Regions from separate parts of the Homo sapiens genome. Here region 1 is linked to region 2. The links are chromatin loops, found by intact Hi-C in ENCODE. Cell type or tissue: HepG2. All regions are shown on one strand.

What was found. A loop is a pair of places that touch in the nucleus more often than their neighbours do. Peaks named below come from ENCODE experiments on the same cell type or tissue, not always from the same donor. Only the 100,000 strongest peaks of a DNase experiment are listed, where the experiment ranks them.
Region 1: a loop joins it to region 2, with 4 times the contacts of the local background. A loop is called at or near these places in 1 of 110 quality-filtered maps.

The regions. Positions count from the first base shown.
Region 1 is chr5:16,731,958-16,736,957 of GRCh38, reverse strand. The region is part of intron 19 of MYO10 (myosin X); the gene reads left to right. Among named protein-coding and RNA genes, the nearest start is that of RETREG1, 120 kb to the right of the region's middle. In HepG2, a CTCF peak has its summit at 3,121; DNase peaks (open chromatin) are centred at 567 and 1,167; H3K4me3 peaks cover 1,838 bases.
Region 2 is chr5:16,462,763-16,467,762 of GRCh38, reverse strand. It overlaps ZNF622 (zinc finger protein 622), which reads left to right and starts at 1,963. Exons shown (of 6, transcript NM_033414.3): 1 at 1,963-2,722; 2 at 4,021-4,281; 3 at 4,493-4,655. The coding sequence starts at 2,098. RefSeq lists enhancers at 124-213, 244-303, 2,586-2,655 and a silencer at 556-778. In HepG2, no CTCF peak of the experiment used is centred here; DNase peaks (open chromatin) are centred at 1,432 and 1,922; H3K4me3 peaks cover 3,293 bases.

The sequences.
Region 1 (5,000 bases), 270 kb before region 2:
GTGTTTTCTTACGGGACCACAGAAGTTTAAATATGGTTATTATAACACATAAGTAGGGGTCTACGACAAATTTTGCTGAGCTAAAACAAATCCCCTTTGCTGAGCCAAAACAAATCCCGCTGGATTATGAAGGCCAAACATAAGGCATTGTTACTATGCTAATTGTGGTTTGAGGAATTGCAGAAGGAAAATTAGCCTACCACATTCTTTTTCTTCTTTTCTTTTTCTGGTATTGACTGAAACGTTGGCCTATGCATTTGATTCACTGACTGCATGGCATTGCTTTCAGTAAAGCTTGAGCTAGTCAGTTTACATTGGACTACAAGTGTACAGAGTTGCAGCTCTTAGAGGCTTTTAATCAGAGGTACCTTGCGAATTAGGGAAATAAGGTCCTGTGCAGAAGTGGAAGGGCAGGTTGGACCTGGTCGTGACATCATTTGACTGGGATTTCCAGGCTTCTAACACAGCCTGTGAGCATGCAGGAACAAAGAGGTGTACAACCTCTGAAAACTCTGTGGAACTGACCCTCTCTCAGAGCAGCCATTGTTTGCAGCGCTGTTGCATCAGCAGATGGGCCACTTCTATTCAGTTGCTCCTGCTATCTGGGGCGTGCTAGAGGCATTTCCTGGTTTACATAAACTCTGGGGCTCTGCCAACGTCCTTAGAGTTCAAGCCTTTCCCTTCTCATGCTCAATTAAAATAATTAACTACAGTACAATCGCCGCTTGTTCTCCACTTCTCACCTTGCCTGCTCACAGCACATCCATTCTTCTTGTTCCAGCCTGTCGCTACAAAGTAGTTAGATGATAGAGAAGGCAGGTTGGGAATATTCAAAGACTCTATAGCAACTGGCCTGGATGCAAAGGCTTTTTTTGTTCTTTGTCCTGGTCGTTTTGGTAAATGTGTAGTCGCGTATCTGAGACATAGATTGTGCTTTATTCGGTGCTGTGGAGAGTAGAAACTAGCAGCAGTACCTGGAAAGGGGCCCTGATCTGCGGGTGTGGATGAGTAGAGACTCTTCAGTTGAGATTTAGCTCTAGTGAGGGTTGGGTGCAAAAATGTAGGAAAGAGTGAAGAGATGAGCAGCTCATGTCTGAGTTTTTTCTGTTTCTGTTACTGTGTCACAGACCAGCCTCAGATCATAGTTCATGATGCCAAGATATTGTTGGAGTTGAATGCGGAGACAGACAGGGAGGATTTTTTAGAGTGTCTGCCAGTGTGTAATGTGTCATAATAGCATTTTCTGGGTTTGGGTTTTTTTTTTTTTTTTTTCCCGAGGCTCTGTCGCCTAGGCTAGAGTGTGGCGGTGGGATCTCGGCTCACTGCAGCCTTGACCTCCTGGGCTCAAACAGTCCTCCCATGTAGCTGGGACCACAAGTATGCACTACCATACCCAGCTAATTTTGTTTATTTTTGGTGGAAATGGGGTCTCCCTATATTGCCCAGGCTGATCTCGAACTCCTGGGCTCAAGCAATCCTTCTGCCTCAGCTTTCCAAATTACTGGAATTACAGGTGTTAGCCACTGCACCTGGCCTCATGGTAGCATTTTTAAACAACATTCACCACCGTGGCCTGGTCCCACGGTTTTCTCGTGTAAATCACAGCATTTAGACTCTGCCCTACAGCTCTCTCCATTAGCCTGATGACTCTATAGCAATTCATTAACCTGGGCGTTTTTCTACCTATTCCAGGGCTAACAGCATAAGGTTTTCCTCTCAAGGAACAAGTTGATTTGTTGCTGTTTGCTCAGTGAATAAAAGCAACCTCTCCTTTAGACAATTTATGGCGAACAAGATGATAAAGCAAGTTACTCTTTCAACATTTCTGGAGTAAAATGATGGATGAGGCTGTCCTGGGAGGCCACACATCATGGTGGACCAAATGAGGTTTTAACACTGATCCGGCCTGCCTTTTACCAGCCACAGGTCATTGGTTTGTCACTTTAGTTTTCTGTTCTCCCATCAGGGAAGGGAGTACAGAAGCCACCCTTTGTAGGGTAGGTACAAAGAGGAACTGTGAGCAAGTCTGTAAAACTCCTGGCTCAGACTCTGGCACGGACGGAGACACCACTGATGGCCGTGGTGGCTGATAAACAGCAGTCATAGTCATCATTATGGAAAGAAGTGGCATTGGAGTCTTTTTTTTTTTTTTGAGACAGAGTTTCGTGCTTGTCACCCAGGCTGGAGTGCAATGGCGCAGTCTCAGCTTACTGCAACCTCCGCCTCCCGGGTTCAAGTGATTCTCCTGCCTTAGCCTCCCAAGTAGCTGGGATTACAGGTGTGCGCCACCACGTCCGGCTAATTTTTGTATTTTTAGTAGAGACGGGGTTTCACCATGTTGGCCAGGCTGGTCTCGAACTCCTGACCTCAGTTGATCCGCCCACCTTGGCCTCCCAAAGTGCTGAATTTATAGGCATGAGCCACCATGCCCGGCCTGACATCGGGAGTCTTGGTAGAGAACTCTGGTGTTCACTGTGTGGCTCTCCCAGCAAAAAACAGGTGTGTTCGTTTCTTCTCGTGATCTGTCATTTGAACGTGGGCACCGTTGACTGAACTCAGCAGCACATTGCCAGGTAGAATTTGTGAAGGACGTACGTTCATTTTGGGGTAGGCGTGGGGAATATCAAATTCATGGAAGCAATATGATCAGAACCCTGAAAGCTGTTCTTTTAAGTCGAAAGATGTGGTAGATGTTAAGTAAAGCAAATTGGATCGCTGAAGGAAGTGGATGAAATGTGTTAATAAGGACAGGTGAGGAGAAAGCTGTCACTCATGAATAGCCTTCTGTCTGCTGCTTCTTGGATTTAGGAGCATATACTCCTTTGTTTTCTTTCTTTCTTTTTTTTTTTGCATCCCTTTTATTTTTAACATTGTGCTTAATCTGTGGAAGAGTCTTCAACTTAAAACTCTTTCATACGAATTCTCAGGCACTCCTATCTTAGAGAAAGCGTCAGGCTGCCCCTGAAGCCAGCCTGGCATGTCACACATTGGACCCTTTCCTGCTGGTAGCAGGAGGGAGGCACTTAACAATTAAGCAGTTCGAGTCACCCAGCTCAGAAGCCTGGACTCCCTGCCTGGACGTGGATGCTGCGATGCCGAGCCGTCAACTCGTGGCGCCCCCTGCCCAGAGTCCAGCCTGGAGAGTCCTGAAGAGGCCCGGGGATGGGAATAACCTGGCCTTTGAGTGCTGCCTGACCTCCCGTTTCCTAGCAACTCCCAACTGCTCAATGGGATATTTTGTGGTGTTTCTAATTTATACTTAACAGATATTGGCTGTGATCTAAGGCTGGCTAATTTCCCATTATGACTTTCAGGCAACCACTTTAATACATGAATAAGCAAGAAAAGGACTCCTAGGATGCGCAGCTCACCAATACCCTCTTCCCACCAGGCCTTCCTTCCTTCTGGAAAGCAGAATTTACCGAGGACTTGCCAATAAATTACCATTTATCTCAGAGCAGACGGCACTGAGCAATTTTCAAGGAAAATTCTCCATGTGACTTTTTTTTTCTTCTGGTATCTCAGTATATATTCATGAATATTTATAAATCAGCTATATCTATTATCAAAGAAGTAACTCTTTTCTTAGCTATGTTTTTAATGAAATGAAAAGGGCTGACTTGATCTCAGTTTCTTCCTGTAGAAATGGGATGATGGGGTGGGGTGATTTCTCAAGCCCCTTCCAGCACTCCACTAATATAAATCTGATGACCTTGTGGTCTTTTTAATATTTGGCATCTGTTTGGTGACTGGATGTTTAGCTCAGATTTTTCTGAGTGTGTGTATTTTTGTTGTTGTTGTTGTTTGTTTGTTTTGTTTTTTCTGAGATGGCGTCTTGCTCTGTCACCCAGGCTGGAGTGCAATGGCACGATCTCAGCTCACTGCAACCTCCACTTCCCGGGTTCAAGTGATTCTCCTGCCTCAGCCTCCTGAGTAGCTGGGATTACAGGCACCCGCTACCATGCCTGGCTAATTTTTGTACTTTTAGTAGAGATGGGGTTTTGCCATGTTGGCCAGGCTGGTCCCAAACTCCTGACCTCAAGTGATCTGCGCACCTCGGCCTCCCAAAGTGCTAGGATTACAGGCATGAGCCACCGCGCTCAGCTCTTACAATACCGTTAATGCAGCATTATAAAAAATATTCAGCCAAGCATTCCAAATCTCAGTTTGACCACTTTCCCGGCTTTGGATATTGAGGAACTTGTGGCTGCTGGATGCATTTTCCTCTTATTTCCCTCCTCATCTCCTCCCTTCTTTTTCTTGCTCAGTCCTCACTGCGTGGACATAACCTTAGTGATCGTGTAAGTGCTTTAGTGAGTTTCACAGCTATTTTAGCATTTTAATGACCGATTTGGGCCTCCTTGGCAACATCTACAAAGAGAGACAGCTGCCCTCCTAATTTGTATTTCTCAGCATGATTTTTCAGAACACGTCTGAATAAAGGAGCTGATGACCTGTTCAATATGGTGGACAGAGAAGTAGAAATAGAACACAGATGAATAGAGTGAGATGGAGGTTTAGTTTAGCCAGATAAAAAGGTTTCGTTAGGTTCACTAGATAAAAGGGCAACAGATTATACCCAAGGGGGAGGCTACCCTGTGAGGATTTCCAGATGGGATTTGTGCAAAGGGTTGAACCTTCTGTTGTCTTCACCAGGGCTTTGGGTCTGATTTGGAACAAATCTGTAGTCCCTCTCTCCATCCCTCCTTCCTTCCCTCCTGCCCTCCTTCCTTCCTTTGTTTCTTTGGGTTTTTCTGAAAGTCTCTTTCAGCATACTTTAATTGATTTGCAGTATCCATTTTCTTATATGTTGAATTATTAAACCCCTAATTTTAAGTTTATATGATCTACTCAAAATATGAAATGTTCCCCTTCAGCTTTATCTCTCACCCTTCCAGGAGAGCACGGACCTGCTCCTATTCCTCACACAGACCCCCTCAGTCCCTCCTTGCTCTTGGTATCTCCATGAACCCCCTTCAGAATTTCCTCATTTTCTTTCC
Region 2 (5,000 bases):
GGCTCTCTGCTGCACTCAAGCAGCCCTATGGAGAGGCCTACTTGTCAAGGAACCAAAACCTCTTGCTATCAGCTATGTAAATGAACCATCTTTAAGGGAGACTCTCCAGCCACAGTCAAATACAGTCAGATCTTCAGATGATTTTAGCCCTGGACAGCATGTTCACTGCAACCTCTTAGGAGATCTTAGTCAGAACCACCCAGCTGAGTCACTCAAATACCTGACATACAGAAACTGAAATAAAGCTTGATGCTAAATTTGGGGGTAATTTAATACAGAGTAGTAGATAACTAATACAGTACTGGAGAAAAGTTATGCCTGGTAAGGACTTAGGAAGGTAGGCACTATTTTTGGTAAGTGGATTTGGATAAGCCTCTCTTACAAAGGCATTTGGGCAGAGATCCAAAAAATAAGGAAGCAAGCCAGCAAAAGGATGTTCCAAGCAGAAGAGTAATGGATTTCTGACTTTCTGACTTAGTACCAACTAAAGTGCTTGTTAGAAGAACATCAAATGTGTCATTGCGACTCAAGTAGGGTGAGCAGGGTAGAGAAGGGGGTGTGGCAGGACCTCAGAGGGAGGGGTAGAGCCTCGGAGAATAGAAAGTAAGGTGTTTGAATTTGATTGAGTCAAGGGAAGGCACTGGAAGGTTTTTTAAAGCGCCATCTTCTTTTGGTTTTCTCTTGGCAGCCTGGATTCTGAGCATGCAACATTCGACTCTAACAAGGCTGACTCTGGTTCAACCAGGCTGTGTGGATGAAATCTACGACCTCCCCAAGCATTTGAAGTTCATGTTTTCTTTTTCTTTTGAGATGGAATCTTGCTCTGTTGCCCAGGCTGGAGTGCAGTGGCGCGATCTCGGCTCACCACAACCTCCGCCTCCCGGGTTCAAGCGATTCTCCTGCCTCAACCTCCCAAGTAGCTGGGATTACAGGTCTGCGCCACTGCGCCGGGACTAATTTTTGTATTTTTTAGCAGAGACTGGGTTTCGCCATGTTGGCCAGGCTGGTCTTGAACCCCTGACCTCAGATGATCCGCCCGCCTCGGCCTCGCAAAGTGCTGGGATTACGGGCGTGAGCCACCGCGCCTGGCCTGAAGTTCTTTTCTACAGAACTTTGCTGTCCTATATACATGAGGGTACACAGCCAACTGGGCACCTGGCACGGGTCTAGTCCAAATTGAGATGGGCTGTTAACTCTAAAACACACACTGGATTTCCAAGACTTAGAACCAACGACAGAGCGTAAAAGATCTAATTAATTCTTTTAGACTGATTACATGCTGAAATGACAGGATGGGCTAAATTAAACACATTAAAAGCAGTTTCACCGATTTCTCTTTACTCTTTAAAAATGTGGCTGCTATTAGAATTACCTACGTGGCTTGGACTGTGTGTCTACAGGGAGCTCCTCTCGCGCACTCTGTGCACTCAAATTCCGCCGGTGTCCTCCGCCGGAAGGGCCGCCTCAGAAAGGCCGAGCCCCCGGCCTGGCTTCTCCGGTTTCCCGGGAAAGCGTTGCAACCACGGGCGAGGGCTCCGAGGTCGGCCCCGAGGGGTAAGGGCAGCCCTTGCCTTCGCGACATCCATTCACCCGGCTCCGCAGGTGCAGCGCGCGGTCCTCAGAGAAACCCCGACCCTCGCGTCGCTGACCCGACCATTCATTAATCGGGGGCTTCCCAGGGCCCAGGAGCAGCCTCGGGCGCCCCACTCCCCCATTCTCGCGTAGCCGTCCCCTTGACCGCGTCACACCGAGCGGCACAACCACCAGGGAAGGTAACTGGGAGGGCGCGACCTCCCTCAATCAACAGCCACCTCGGGCTGACTGAGCGGACCCAGGTCCCTTTCAGCCACAGCGTTCCCTCGGCTTCCTGGGCCTCACGGCGGCGGAGGCGTGGCCACAGCCTGAGAGGCGGGTTTCCTGTCCAGTTGTGAATAACTTCCGACGTGTGCCGGAAGTTTCCTCAGTGACAATCAGGAAGTCGGCGTGTCGAGTGGCTCTTCCTGGCTGCTGAGGCGGGTTAAGGTCTGAGGGTCTTGTGGGGCCACGGCGCTGATCACCAGGTGTTTGGCTTGGTCGGTTCTTATTTCTCGCCTGGCAATGGCGACGTACACCTGCATAACTTGCCGGGTGGCGTTCCGCGACGCGGACATGCAGCGGGCCCACTATAAGACGGACTGGCACCGCTACAACCTGCGGCGGAAGGTGGCCAGCATGGCCCCAGTGACCGCCGAGGGCTTCCAGGAGCGAGTGCGGGCGCAGCGGGCCGTCGCGGAGGAGGAGAGCAAGGGCTCGGCCACCTACTGCACCGTTTGCAGTAAGAAGTTTGCCTCTTTCAACGCCTACGAGAACCACCTCAAGTCCCGGCGTCACGTTGAGCTGGAGAAGAAGGCCGTGCAGGCAGTGAATCGGAAAGTGGAGATGATGAATGAAAAGAACTTGGAGAAAGGACTGGGCGTGGACAGTGTGGACAAGGATGCCATGAACGCGGCCATCCAGCAGGCCATCAAGGCCCAGCCGTCCATGTCTCCCAAGAAGGCGCCCCCAGCGCCTGCAAAGGAGGCCAGGAATGTCGTGGCCGTGGGTACTGGTGGCCGTGGGACCCACGACCGAGACCCGAGTGAGAAACCACCCCGGCTCCAGTGGTTTGAACAGCAGGCGAAGAAGTTGGCAAAGCAGCAGGAGGAGGACAGCGAGGAGGAGGAAGAGGACCTGGATGGAGACGGTGATGGCCCTGTCTGGGCGGGGAGGGTAAAGAGGAACTTGGCCCACCCTTAAGTTTCCAGATTTATACTCGAGATGGGTGTGTGTGTGTGTTTGAGAGCTTTTAAGTAAAAATGATGAGGGAAGGTGGTTTAGACGCTTTCTGAAGTGCCTTATCTGGCCAGCAGGTTTGGCTGTTTAGTTCACTCAATTCATTCTCCAAGGCCTAAAACCTTGTCTGGAAAAAGAAGTGCTTAATGCATATTTGGAGAATGAATTGATGCCTTCTGTGTTTTGGATGAAGAGGCTTTTAACATATGCACAGGAGGACATGCTATCGTCATACCAGCTGCCGTGTAATTTGCGATTCTAGTGGGTTTCCAGTTATGATGGTTTTGCACTTAATTTAGTTGAGTAAAACAGAATGAGGGGATCAAAACCAACTCAGCCAGAAATTTGGAGCTGGAGCCAGCACCCTCACCTCTTTGCCTTTATGAGCTATTTATTCCTTACTTCCCTCATCCCACATCCTATTAACAGTGCTGGTGTAGGTGTTCATGTCTTAGTCTGTCCACTCTGCTATAAGGAAGTACTAGAGACTGGGTGATTTATGAACAACATAAATGTATTTTCCCATAGTTCTGGAAATTGGGAAGTCCAAAATCAAGGTGCTGGCAGAGTCAGTGTCTGGTGAGGGCCTGTTCTATAGATGAAGTTTTCTCATGGTGTCATCATGTGGTGGAAGAAGCAGAAGGCAAAAAAGGGGCTAGCCAGTTCCCTCGCACTAATCCATTTATTCAGGATTAGTGCTTGCCTAACCTAATCACCCACTAAAGGCCCCACCTCTTAATGCCATTTCATTGATGATTAAGTTTCAACATTTGAATTTTGGGAGGGAAACATGCATTCAAACCATAGCCGTTCATAGAGCACCCTACCAGCACATACACACACCCCATAGTACTTTTGTGAAATAGTAGATAGAGGCATTGTTTTAGAAGTTTATAAAAATATCCAGGCAGGTAGGAGACTTCCTAACTATATTTTCAGCACTGGGCTAGGTGCTGTAAGGCATAGGAAAGAAACAAAGAAAAGATTCCTGTTTCCTGGAAAAGAAAGACTAAGGAGTTTCATGGCCATTCAGATGAGTCTGTGGTAAACAAATAGCTAAAATTGAGATCTTGAAAGAGGAGTTGTCCTTGGGAGTTGGGGTGTGGCTGTTTCTCCAAATATAGGACTGTATCACCTCGTGAATTTTTGTGATATCTTTGCTTGCTACTACTTTTCTTAAACTTTATATTTCAAAATTCTGGCTTGCAGATTGGGAAGATATTGATTCTGATGAAGAATTGGAATGTGAGGATACTGAAGCAATGGACGATGTGGTGGAGCAGGATGCAGAGGAGGAAGAGGCTGAGGAAGGCCCACCCCTTGGTGCCATCCCTATCACGGACTGCTTATTTTGTTCCCATCATTCCAGCTCGCTGATGAAGAATGTGGCTCACATGACCAAAGACCACAGTTTCTTTATTCCTGATATAGAATATCTTTCAGATATTAAGGGACTGATTAAATACTTGGGTAAGTACAATAGTTTTCCTTTTAATGAGGAAATAATCACATTATTGGGGGACTGGTCTCAAGGGAACATTAGTTTTGCATTTTTCATCAATCTTTGATATAATTGCTTGGTTATTTTGTGAATGATTTTTGAGTTTTGGTGACAAATAGTGAGATTTAATCTGGTTGCAAAAAGCTTTTTTCATATTTTTTCCTTAAATTATTTTTCTAGGAGAGAAAGTTGGTGTTGGCAAGATTTGCTTGTGGTGCAACGAGAAAGGGAAGTCCTTCTACTCCACAGAAGCTGTACAGGCACATATGAATGACAAAAGCCACTGTAAGCTCTTCACAGATGGCGATGCTGCTTTGGAATTTGCAGACTTCTATGATTTTAGGTAAGCATAGTTTGTAATATGAAGTAAAGTGAGGTCATATTTGCTTTGAAGTGATTATTAGGTGTGCCAGTGCTGGATATGTTTGGCACTGTACAACATATCCTTAATAACACTTATAACACCTCTGTATTAGGTAGTTCTTTCTTTGTAGTTGAGAAACTCAGTTTAACAGAGTTTAACACATCTAGTGAAGAGAAGACCTTAGACCCAGACTGAAGTTTGACTTGTTTTTGTTTTTGTTCTGGTTAAAACATCAAGAGTTCAGTTTTGCCAGTTACCCCTTGAACAGAGGTACAGAAATTAGGTTTCACATATTGGGTTCCTGGAGAGTCCTTGCATCACCAG